2 separate regions of the Homo sapiens genome follow, and region 2 is linked to region 1. Evidence: chromatin loops called from intact Hi-C (ENCODE). Cell type or tissue: PC-3. All regions are shown on one strand. Links, peaks and the distances in the headings refer to the core of each region. The heading gives the core; the rest is flanking DNA.

Region 1 (5,380 bases), core at 322-5,321:
GTCTCAAAAAAAAAAAAAAAAAAAAAATTCTGAAGTCTACGAAAAGCCAAAAGAAGGTATATGAACGTGAACACCCATGTTATCTTCATCTGATTTTTTATAATGGGGTTTACAGACAGGTGTTCTGGTCCTAACATTTCAGGCAGTAATTTTTCACCAATTGAATACAAGTTGCCTTTATTATATATCTGAACTTATCTTGCATGATAGTTTTGTTACAATTTTAGCTTTTACTATATTTATTACAACTTAGATTTTTTCTGTTGTAAAATATTGATAGCTTGAGCAACAAGAATTTTACATGTATTTGAAAAACAGAGTGAGTCAAAACAATTGCCTACTCTGTTAAAATTAGTACAGCATCTACTATCATTAGAATACTGCTCACTGCACCTCTTAAAATTATCTTAGACGTCCTGGAGATTTCTGTGAGAACAGATTGGTTTTTGAGTTACATTATTATAAGTGTTCAGAATATTATTCCTTTAAGTTTAATTTACTATCAGTGCTTTTGAAATGGTGCCTCTTCATTTTGCTTATAATTCTTTGAAGCATAATCTTAAAATAATATTGCCTTCCTGAAGAATTCAATAGTCTTATGATATATGTCCTCATTTTATCTTTTTTGTTGAGATGTCAAGTTTCCTGTTATACCATAGAAAGCAAGAAATGTCAGACATTATCATGTGTACAGAGCTTTGGCATGTCTGAGTGAATTAATTGGGGAATAAATAAGTATTGAATGGTTGTCCTTGTCTTCATAATAAGCCAAATTTAGATAATCTTGAGAAAAAAAAAAGTCACAGAAGATTGAATTCTAAGATTTATTTTTTAACATTGGGTCCTGAGGCCAGAGTGTCGGAGTTTAGATCTTCTTTCAGAGTTTAGAAAAGTATTTTATTTTTTATTTTTATTTATTTATTTTTTTACATTGGGGTTTGCAGGCAGATGGGAGGATGGCTGCTTTTTATTTTTTTAAATAGCATACATCAGTAGTTTTTAATTTTGTTTTTTTTTTTTAACCTTAGGAATTGTAGCTAAAGAAAAGCCATTATCACTCCAAGTTTAGCTTTGTTTCTAAGCAAGATTTCAGGTTAAGTAGGAGGTGAGAGAATTTTTTAAAATGTGTGTGTTAAAAGTTTTTTGAAAAGAGTGCTAGGTAAAAGTTTATATTTTGGTGGGCTGATTTCATTGCAAACTAAGTGAGAAAAGACAATCATATATCCAGGCTTTAATTTTCATTTACATTGCAGACACCTGAAGGAAAGTCATTTTTTCTTTCTTTAGATTTCAATTGTACTGCTGATAATTGTATCAGAGTAAACCTATTTGTGGAATCAGATTGAATTAAGATTTAAGCAAGAAACATGAATTTGTGTCTTTAAGGGTTCTCTGTGGGTGGGCTTGAGCTTCTTTCTCAGTGCCTTTGTTTCCTTTTCTCTTTTTTTTTTTTTTTTTTTTTTGAGACAGAGTCTCGCTGTGTTGCCCAGGCCGGAGTGCAGTGGCGCGATCTCGGCTCATTGCAAGCTCTGCCTCCCGGGTTCACACCATTCTCCTGTCTCAGCCTCCCGAGTAGCTGGGACTACAGGCGCCCACCCCCACGCCCGGCTAATATTTTGTATTTTTAGTAGAGACCGGGTTTCACCGTGTTAGCCAGGATGGTGCCTTTGTTTTCACCCTTCCTCTGCCTTCATTTTATAATGGTATCTTCTCTTTAAAGTCACGAGGCTTGAACGGTGGCGGTGGCTCACGCCTGTAATCTCAGCACTTTGGGATGCCAAGGCGGGTGGATCACTTGAGGTCAGGAGTTTGAGACCAGCCTGGCCAATATGGTGAAATCCCGTCCCTACTAAAAATACAAAAATTAGCCAGGGGTGGTGGCGGGCATCTGTAGTCCCAGCTATTCTGGAGGCTGAGGCAGGAGAATCACTTGAACCCAGGCGGTGCAGGTTGCAGTGAACCGAGATGGTGCCACTGCACTCTAGCCAAAGTCACATGGCTTGATGAAGCACAATTAACACAAATAATATGTTCCAGATGTCCTCGATTCTCACCGCACTGGTATGATAATGGGTACTATTATCCCAGTTTGACATATGAGATAGCTGATGATTGGTGAGATCTAGTCACATGACTCTTCAGTGCCATGCACAGCTCATTCCAAACCCAGTGATTTCCCCGTTTTCTGATGTCACCTCTTTTTTCTCCCACCAGTCATTGTTTTTATCAAGAAAAAGTTCAACTTCTTGTAGACATGGTCTGCAGGTTCTGTTTGAGCAGTGTTGGCAAAAACTCAATCTGCTAGTCAGTTAGGGGAAATGTAGCAAAGTTAAAAAGTCATCTTAATTCCCTGGAGGCTCGTCTTTCGTCATACTTTAAATTCTTTTCGTTGCCCACTAGAGGGCAGGCAGATCTGTGTCATCACTGTCTTTTTTTTTTTTTTTTTTTCTGAGAGAAATGAGGACACCCAGTCAAGCAGGAAGAACCTGAAAACTGAGACCAAACATTTCCTTGAAAATTAAAATGTGAATGCTTTTAGCTCCTTGGTAGGCAAGTGATTAAGTTGAAGGTCAGGAAAAAGTTCCTGTGTGCCTTGTTCTTGTTTCTGATTCAAGAGCACTGTTTCCTTCACCCTTTCTGAAATCCCCAGCCCTTTAGTTTAAGGAGGAGGACTTGCAGGATTTAGGAGACGGCAACAAAAGGCTTGGGAACAGGTCGAGTTCTTCTGTTGGCTTGGAATTCTCAAGCGTGGTGCTTAAAGTAATGAGACAGTGGGCTGCTCTATTCATGCCACTGTGTTTAAGCACTCACCGATACGATCTGCTTGTAGTGGAGTTCCAGAGGGAAGCTGAGACCTTGGTCTGTGGTCTGGCATGCTGAGCATGCCCAACAGGCTGCCATTGTCCTTGATGAGCTCCAGCAGGGTAAAGCAAGTGTCAATTTCTGTGTCACTGTCAGTCTTAAAAGTCCTGATTCCTAGTAAAAACCACTTGGCAGCCTGGTGCAGTGGCTCATGCTTGTAATTTCATTGCTTTGGGAGGCTGAGGCAAGAGGATTGCTGAGGCCAGGAGTTGGAGACCAGCCTGAGCAACATAGTGAGACCCCCTTCTCCACACAATTTTTTTTTTTAATTAGCCAGGTGTGGTGGCATGTGTCTGTGGTCCCACCTACTCAGGAGGCTGAGGCAGGAGGACTGCTTGAGCCCAGGAGGCCCAGGCTGTAGTGAGCTGACAGAGTGAGACCCTGTCTCTAAAAAATGAAAACAAAACAACAACAAAAAACTTACTTGGAGTCAGCATGTGGGAAAAGGAAAAGGGAAGGGGGTGATCTTGGTTATATGAGCTGCCTTCATGAACGTGCTGGAGCTTCTATCTCACATAAGCTTGTAAGTGGCTTATGACTGAACTGGATCACAAGATCCCTAAGTGCAGTTGGAAGAGAGAAAACATTATTCAAGTTCCCAGAACTCGAAGTAGAGATAGTTTAAGAAAAACAAAATTAAAGGGTGTCCCACACCCTCATCTGTTTATTTTGGTAGCGGTGGGGGTGGTTTTTTTGTGGGTGTGTTCATTTGTTTTTTGAGACAGAGTCTTGCTCTGTCGCCCAGGCTGGAGAGCAGTGGCACAAACACTGCTCACTGCAGATTCATCTGCTTAGGCTCAAGAGAGCCTTCCTTGTTAGCCCCCTGAGTAGCTGGGACCACAGGCACACACCACCACATCTGGCTGATTTTGTTTATTTTTTGTGGAGATGTGGTCTCACCATGTTGCCCAGGCTGGTCTCAAACTCCTGGGCTCAAGTGATCCTCCTGCCTTGGCCTCACAAAGTGCTGGGATTACAGGCATACAGGCATGAGCCATCTGGCCTGGCCACCCTCATCTGTTTTAATACAAAAGTTATGACTGAAAACAAGTTACTCAGAGCAAGCTCCAAGCAAAGCAAAGAGGGAAGAAGCCAGGGTGGATATATACTAGGAGCTGAGGGTTTCAACTGATCTGTAAAAGTCACTTGAAGCCACTTAAACAGTAGTTCCCCCTTATCGTCAAGGAATGTGTGCCAAGATCCCTAGTGGATGAGACTGCAGCTAATACTGAACCCTATGTATACTATGTTTTTTCCTATACATAGATACACATGATAAAGTTTAATTTATAAATTAGGCACAGTAAGAGATTAACACAAATAACTAATAATAAAATAGAACAATTATAACAATATACTAAAATACAAGTTATGTGGGCCAAGTGCAGTGGCTCATGCCTGTAATCTCAGCACTTTAGGAGGCTGAGGCAGGTGGATCAATTGAGGCCAGAAGTTTAAGACCAGCCTGGCCAACATGGCAAAACCCCATCTCCACTAAAAATATAAAAACTAGCTGGGCTTGGTGGCACATGCCTGTAATCCCAGCTACTTGGGTGGCTGAGACATGACAATTGCTTGAACCTGGGAGGCAGAGGTTGCAGTGAGCTGAGATCTTGCCACTGCACTCCAAAAAAAAAAGGCCGGACACAGTGGTTCATGCCTGTAATCCCAACACCTTGGGAGGCCAAGGCAGGCGGATCACCTGAGGTTGGGAGTTCTAGACCAGCCTGACTAACATGGAAACACCTGTCTCTACTAAAAATACAAAATTAGCCAGGCATGGTGGTGAATGCCTGTAATCCCAGCTACTCCAGAGGCTGAGGCAAGAGAATCGCTTGAACCTGGGAGGCGGAGGTTGTGGTGAGCCGAGATCGCGCCATTGCACTCCAGCCTGGGCAACAAGAGCAAAACTCTGTCTCAAAAAACAAAAACAAAAAAGGTTATGTGAATGTCATATCTCTCTTTCTCTCAAAATACTGTAATATTTTCAGACCACAGTTGACTGTAGGTAACTGAAACCTCGGAAAGCAAAACTGTGGGTAAGGACAAACTGTTTACACTCTATTTAGACTTTGGGCACTTGGGGGTTTTAGGCACCAGGAGGAACTTCTGTGTTTGTTTCTTTATGGTGTACCTTCCCTAAGATTTTTTGCCAGGAAAAGAGCAAAGGTATTTCTCTGAGTACCATCTTATTTCATATTTTGGAGAGGTTAAAAGGATGGAATAAGAGGATCTTGAACTCTAAGACTATTTCCATTGCTCACTTGCTGTGCAGTATTAGAAGAGCTTCTTACTCTCTATAAGCCTCAGTTTCCCCATCTGTAAAAATCAGAATGTTGATACAGCCTAACACACATGTAAGGAGAGGTTGGGTGAGGAGACAAATGTAAAGTGTTAATGTAGTGCCTAGCACATCATACATCTACAGTAAAGGTGAGCTATTCTATTACTGTTTGTGAAATTCTACCAAGAAGACTCTCTTTGATACTCATTGCAATAGTAGTAGCTACTGAAACAC
Region 2 (5,380 bases), core at 126-5,125, 53 kb after region 1:
AGTTCTTTACTTCCAGATAAGTAAGATTTCCTTTTCGAAATCCTGTATTGAGCTATTGCTAGAAAATTTATCCCAAACTATAAGTAGCTATTCACATATTAGGACTATTTGCTTATATTTATGATTTCCTCAATATAATTACTGAATTGCCTTTTTAAAAAATCTTGGTTTAAACTATCTTCTTTATAATACAGCCAACATCTTTAACTGAGAGGCTATAACCTTTGGAATAATTACCATATCTTTGTTAAACCTCTGCATTCCTTTTTGAAACAACTTTATCACTTGATATCTATAAACATGTCAAGCTAGTATTGACTGAAGTGGTTTCAGGTTAATATGTTATTCTCCATCAATAATTTGTTGTTCAAAATGAAGTCATTGAGACAGAGCCCATAATGTGAAAGACTTATAAGGACTAGAATTTAAGTCCAGTTACTCCTTTTCTGAAAGATAATTTTGGGGATAAGATTTTGCTGGCCGGGCGCGGTGGCTCACGCTTCTAATCCCAGCACTTTGGGAGGCCGAGGCGGGCGGATCACGAGGTCAGGAGATCAAGACCACGGTGAAACCCCGTCTCTACTAAAAATACAAAAAAAAAAAAAAAAAATTAGCCGGGCTTGGGGGAGGGTGCCTGTAGTCCCAGCTACTTGGAGAGGCTGAGGCAGGAGAATGGCGTGAACCCAGGAGGCGGAGCTCGCAGTGAGCCGAGATCGCGCCACTGCACTCCAGCCTGGGCGACAGAGCGAGATTCCGTCTCAAAAAAAAAAAAAAAAAAAAAAAAAAGATTTTGCTTTGTATTTAAACCTATCTGTGTGTCCTACCATTTAACTATTTGTCACAATTTGGTAATTATTTCAGATGTATCGGTCTTTTCTCAAACGGATTGCTTTTATTTTCCACTTTTTATGATAAAATTTTAAAACGTACACAAAAACACAGACCCTAGCTTAATGAGCCAAATATACCCATAACCCAGCTTCAACAATAATCAGTAGATGGCCAGTCTTATTTCACGTATATCCCCACTCAGTCCCCACACTTTTATTATTTTGGTGCAAATTCCAGACTCTACTAATATCTTAAAAAAATCCCGCCACTTCCAAACCTAAAAAATTAATGATAATTCTTTACTATAATCAAATAACCAGTGTTTGAATTTTTACATATTGCTTTTATATTTTCTTTATTTCATTCCACATCAGGATAATGTCTATGCATCATGATTGTTTGGTCTCATTTCTTTTAAACTATCTATCCTTCTTCCATCTCTTTTTTTCTTCTCTCTTTGCAGTTTTTTTTGTTGAAGTCACTTGAATCATTTGATAGGAAACATTTCCTACAGTCTGTATCTTGCTTGCTGCATCCCTGTGGTACCATTTAACACGTTTCTCTGTGTCTCATATTTCCTGTAAATGTGCAGTCAGATCAGGAGGCTTGATCAGATTTAGCCTCAATTATTATTTTTTTTGGCAAGACAACACCATAGGTGGTGCTGTGTCTTTTTCCTGGAAAGTGCGTAATGTCTGATTGTCTCCTTTTTGGTGATGTTATCAACCCCTAGTGATCATTGCCTAGATCCAGTAATTCAAATGGTGATATTCTAACTCTATCACTCATTCTTTATTTATTAGCTGGAATTTCTCTGTAAAGAAAAATTTCCCATATCAACTATTTGGTTATTTTTTGCATAGTGAAGGCAAGATAAACATTTTATTCATTTGTCTGTTTAAAAATTAATGAAGTTGTTTCCTAGCATTCTTCAAAGATATTCAATGTTAATGCGATGGGGTTTTTTAGTGAACTTACAGATTTAAACATATCTGAGAATTTTAAGTCATTATTGATGTTCAATTTGTTTCGTCTTTGACCAGTGGGAGCCTACTAAGTACGGCATCTAAGTCTTTTTAACATGACCCTCGTAGTCTTTAAGAGCTGCCTTGCTTTATGGCATGACAAAGTGTGGTAGGCTTATTTTTATATGGAAATGTACAATGATTCCGGTTGGAATTAGCCATTTCTTCAGGGAGTCACAATCTGGGTGCTAGGCCTACCCTTCGGCAATAATTGGTTACTGTTGCTAGTCCTTTTCAGTGGACAGAACAAAAAATATAAATTTATTTTATGTAAACTTTCTTGAGGTATAATTCATATACAATAAAATTCACACATTTTAAGTATACAGGTAAAGACTTGACAAAGTAGAAACCCATCCAAGCAGCACCCCAATAAACATATAGAAAATTTCCATCACTTCAGAAAATATCTTTATGCCCGTTTGTAAATCCCTTCTATCAGGCAGTTACTGGTCACTATATGTTGGTTTTAGCTACAGAAATTTATATAAATGCAACCATGCAGTATGTACTGTTTGGTGTCTGACTTCTTTTGTTTAGCATGTTTTAAAGATGTGTCCACGATGTTGCCTGTATCAATAATACATTCATTTTTGTGGATGAGTAATGCTCCATTGTGTAAATATACTGTAATTTGCTTATCTGTTTATCTGTTAATGGATATATTTGATTTGTTTCCAATTTGGGACCATTATGAATAAAGCCGTAACTATGTGCATACAGGTCTATTATTGAGCATAACTTTTTGTTTCTCTTGAATAAATAGCTAGAAATAGAACAGCTAGATCATATGGTAAGGGTAGTATATGCTTAACTTTATAAGAAACGGTCACATTGTTTTCCAAAGTAGTTATGCTATTTAACACTTCTAATAAAAATGTATGGGTGCTCCAGTTACACCACATCCCTGCCAAAATTTGGTATTACAAGAACTTTTTATTTTAGCCTTTGTAGCCGGCAGGAAGTGAAATCTCATTGTGGTTTTAACTTATATTTCCCTTATAAACAATTTGTCATATGCTATTTGGCTATATATATGTTTGTGTGTGTGTGTGTGAAATGTCTGTTTAAGGCTTTTGCCCATTTTTTTTTTAACAAATTGAACTTATTTGTTTATTTGTTTAATGTGCCAGCATTTTGCTGGGAGTTACAGGGGATAGAAAAAAGTTAATTTGTAATAATCAGATTGTATCATTTTTATTTGACCTAACCCTACTTTTTAATGGGGTTTTGTCTCTATGTGTGTCTCTCTCTATGTGTATCTCTCTCTTTTTTGGTGTTGGGTGATGAGGTCCTGCTCTGTCACCCAGGTTGGAGTGCAGTGGCATAATCTTAGCTCACTTCAAACTTGACCTCCTGAGCTCAAGCAATCCTCCTGAGTAGCTGGGATTACAGGTGGGAGCCACTGAGTTCAAGCAGTTCTCCTGCCTCAGCCTTCCAAGTAGCTGGGATTACAGGCACGCACCACCATGCCTGGCTAATATTGTATTTTCAGTAGAGATGGGGTTTCACCATGTTGGTCAGGCTGGTCTTGAACTCCTCTTCCTCAGGTGATCCACCCGCCTTAGCCTCCCAAAGTGCTGGGATTACAGGCATGAGCCACCGCACCCGGCCTCCTTTTTCTTTTAATAATTTTGTATAAGATTCCACCATGGTTTGTTTCTGTTTATAACTTTTTAAGTGAAATAAATTTTCCTCTGTGTTAGGATGGAGGAGTGACAGTATAGCTTTTCTAGCTTCAGAGCTCTAGAGCTCTTCTACTGTTTTTACAAAGTGTTTAAAAAAACAAATAGTCCTAGCACAGTGGCTCACACCTGTAATCCCAGCACTTTGGGAGGCCGAGGTGGGAAGATGGCTTGAGTCCAGGAGTTTGAGACCAGCCTGGCCAACATGGTGAAGTCTCGTCTCTACTAAAATTACAAAAATTAGCCAGAGGTGGTGGCATGAGCCTGTAGTCCCAGGTACTCGGGAGGCTGAGGCAGGAGAATCACTTGAACCAGGGAGGCGAGGGTTGCAGTGAGCCAAGATCATGCTACTGCACTCCAGCCTGAGCAACTGCAAGATTCTGTCCCCCACCCCCAAAACAAACAAACGAACGAAAACAACTCTGTGTGTGTATGTGAAACTTTAAATTTTCTAGACCTGATCATGTCTGGATTGCTTTCTTCCCTACTTGTATCCGAACCTTTTTGTCCCATGCCCTACTGTCCTGGCCCTGCTCAGTTTGGATTACGTCCAGCATTTTCTCCTCACTGCCGAACTTTGTCTTGGAAGGGAGCTCCTGTTTGTGTTTCAAGAGCATTCGGGGCCCCAGTGACTCCAGCACTGTCAGATCCGACTGCTTTGCCATCTCCTTGCATGCACACTCAAATTGGATCTTGTAGAACGCCATTCCAGTGTAGTGGCTATTTTCAGATTGACCTGCCTTGCTTTCTGGTGAGTGTCCACTGGTGACTTAGTGCTTTCCTTTTCTCATGACTGTCAGAAACCCAGTCACCTTCCCTCTGTTTCATCCCAGTTTCTTATCCCACATGGGTCTTGCAGCTTTGGATAGTTTGTCCTTGCCCACAGTGTCTAGGAGTTGTGAGAATACCTTGCTATGCAGTTTTATTGTAAATGTTGCTACAGGTGATTGATTTAGATAGCCTAACTGCTCTGTCTGTTCATTTGAGAAATTCAGAGAAATTCAAAACCACCATAAACATTTTGTCACAGTGCTAGGCACAGAGCAGATAATCTGATGTTTGCTGACTGATGAAAGTTTATAGAAAATGTTCTGTTGTTGTGTAACAAATTACCATAAATTTAGTGCTTTAAAACAACACATATTTATAATCCCACAGTTCCTGTAAGTCAGAGCCACAGCTTAGCAGGGTTCTCTTTTTCGGGGTCTTCACCACACTGTAATCCAGGTGTCAGCCAGGGTTGCAGCCTCAATAGAGGCTCAAATGGGAGAAGATCCACTTCCAAGCTCCCTCGGGTTGTTAGCAGAATTCATTTGTAGGACTGAGATCCCATTTCCTTGCTGGCTGTCAGCCAGGGGCTGCAGTCAGCTCCTGAAGGCCCCCATGGTTCCTTGCCTCACAGCCCTCTCCATAGGCCCTCTCACATCGTGACAGCTACTAAAGCCAGCAATAGAGAGCCTGTCTCTGATGTATGCTAGCAAGATGAGCCATATATATGTCATAACATAATCACAGGAGAGACATGCCATTAGCCTTGTCACAGCCTATTGATTAGAAGCAAGTAGTAGGTTTCTCCTACACGGAAGGAGAGAGGATTGTTCAGGGAAAGAACATGGGGCCACTCTAGAGTCTGTCCACCACGGTTCACATCTGCCTTGAGACCTGGTTTACCCTCTATATTTGTTTTTTTGTTTGTTCGAGACAGAGTCTCACTCTGTCACCCAGACTGGAGTGCAGTGGCACCATCTTGGCTCACTGCAACCTCTGCCACCTGGGTTCAAGTGATTCTCCTGCCTCAGCCTGCTGAGTAGCTGTGATTATAGGCACCTGCCACCATGC

What was found. Peaks named below come from ENCODE experiments on the same cell type or tissue, not always from the same donor. Only the 100,000 strongest peaks of a DNase experiment are listed, where the experiment ranks them.
Region 2: a loop joins it to region 1, with 4 times the contacts of the local background. A loop is called at or near these places in 6 of 110 quality-filtered maps.

What each region holds. Positions count from the first base shown.
Region 1 is chr3:27,678,394-27,683,773 of GRCh38, reverse strand. No RefSeq gene overlaps it. Among named protein-coding and RNA genes, the nearest start is that of LINC02084, 32 kb to the left of the region's middle. In PC-3, for the core only: a CTCF peak has its summit at 2,373 (motif pointing right); a DNase peak (open chromatin) is centred at 2,413; H3K4me3 peaks cover 504 bases; H3K27ac peaks cover 533 bases.
Region 2 is chr3:27,625,646-27,631,025 of GRCh38, reverse strand. No RefSeq gene overlaps it. Among named protein-coding and RNA genes, the nearest start is that of LINC02084, 85 kb to the left of the region's middle. In PC-3, for the core only: no CTCF peak of the experiment used is centred there; DNase peaks (open chromatin) are centred at 2,775 and 4,985; H3K4me3 peaks cover 545 bases; H3K27ac peaks cover 3,082 bases.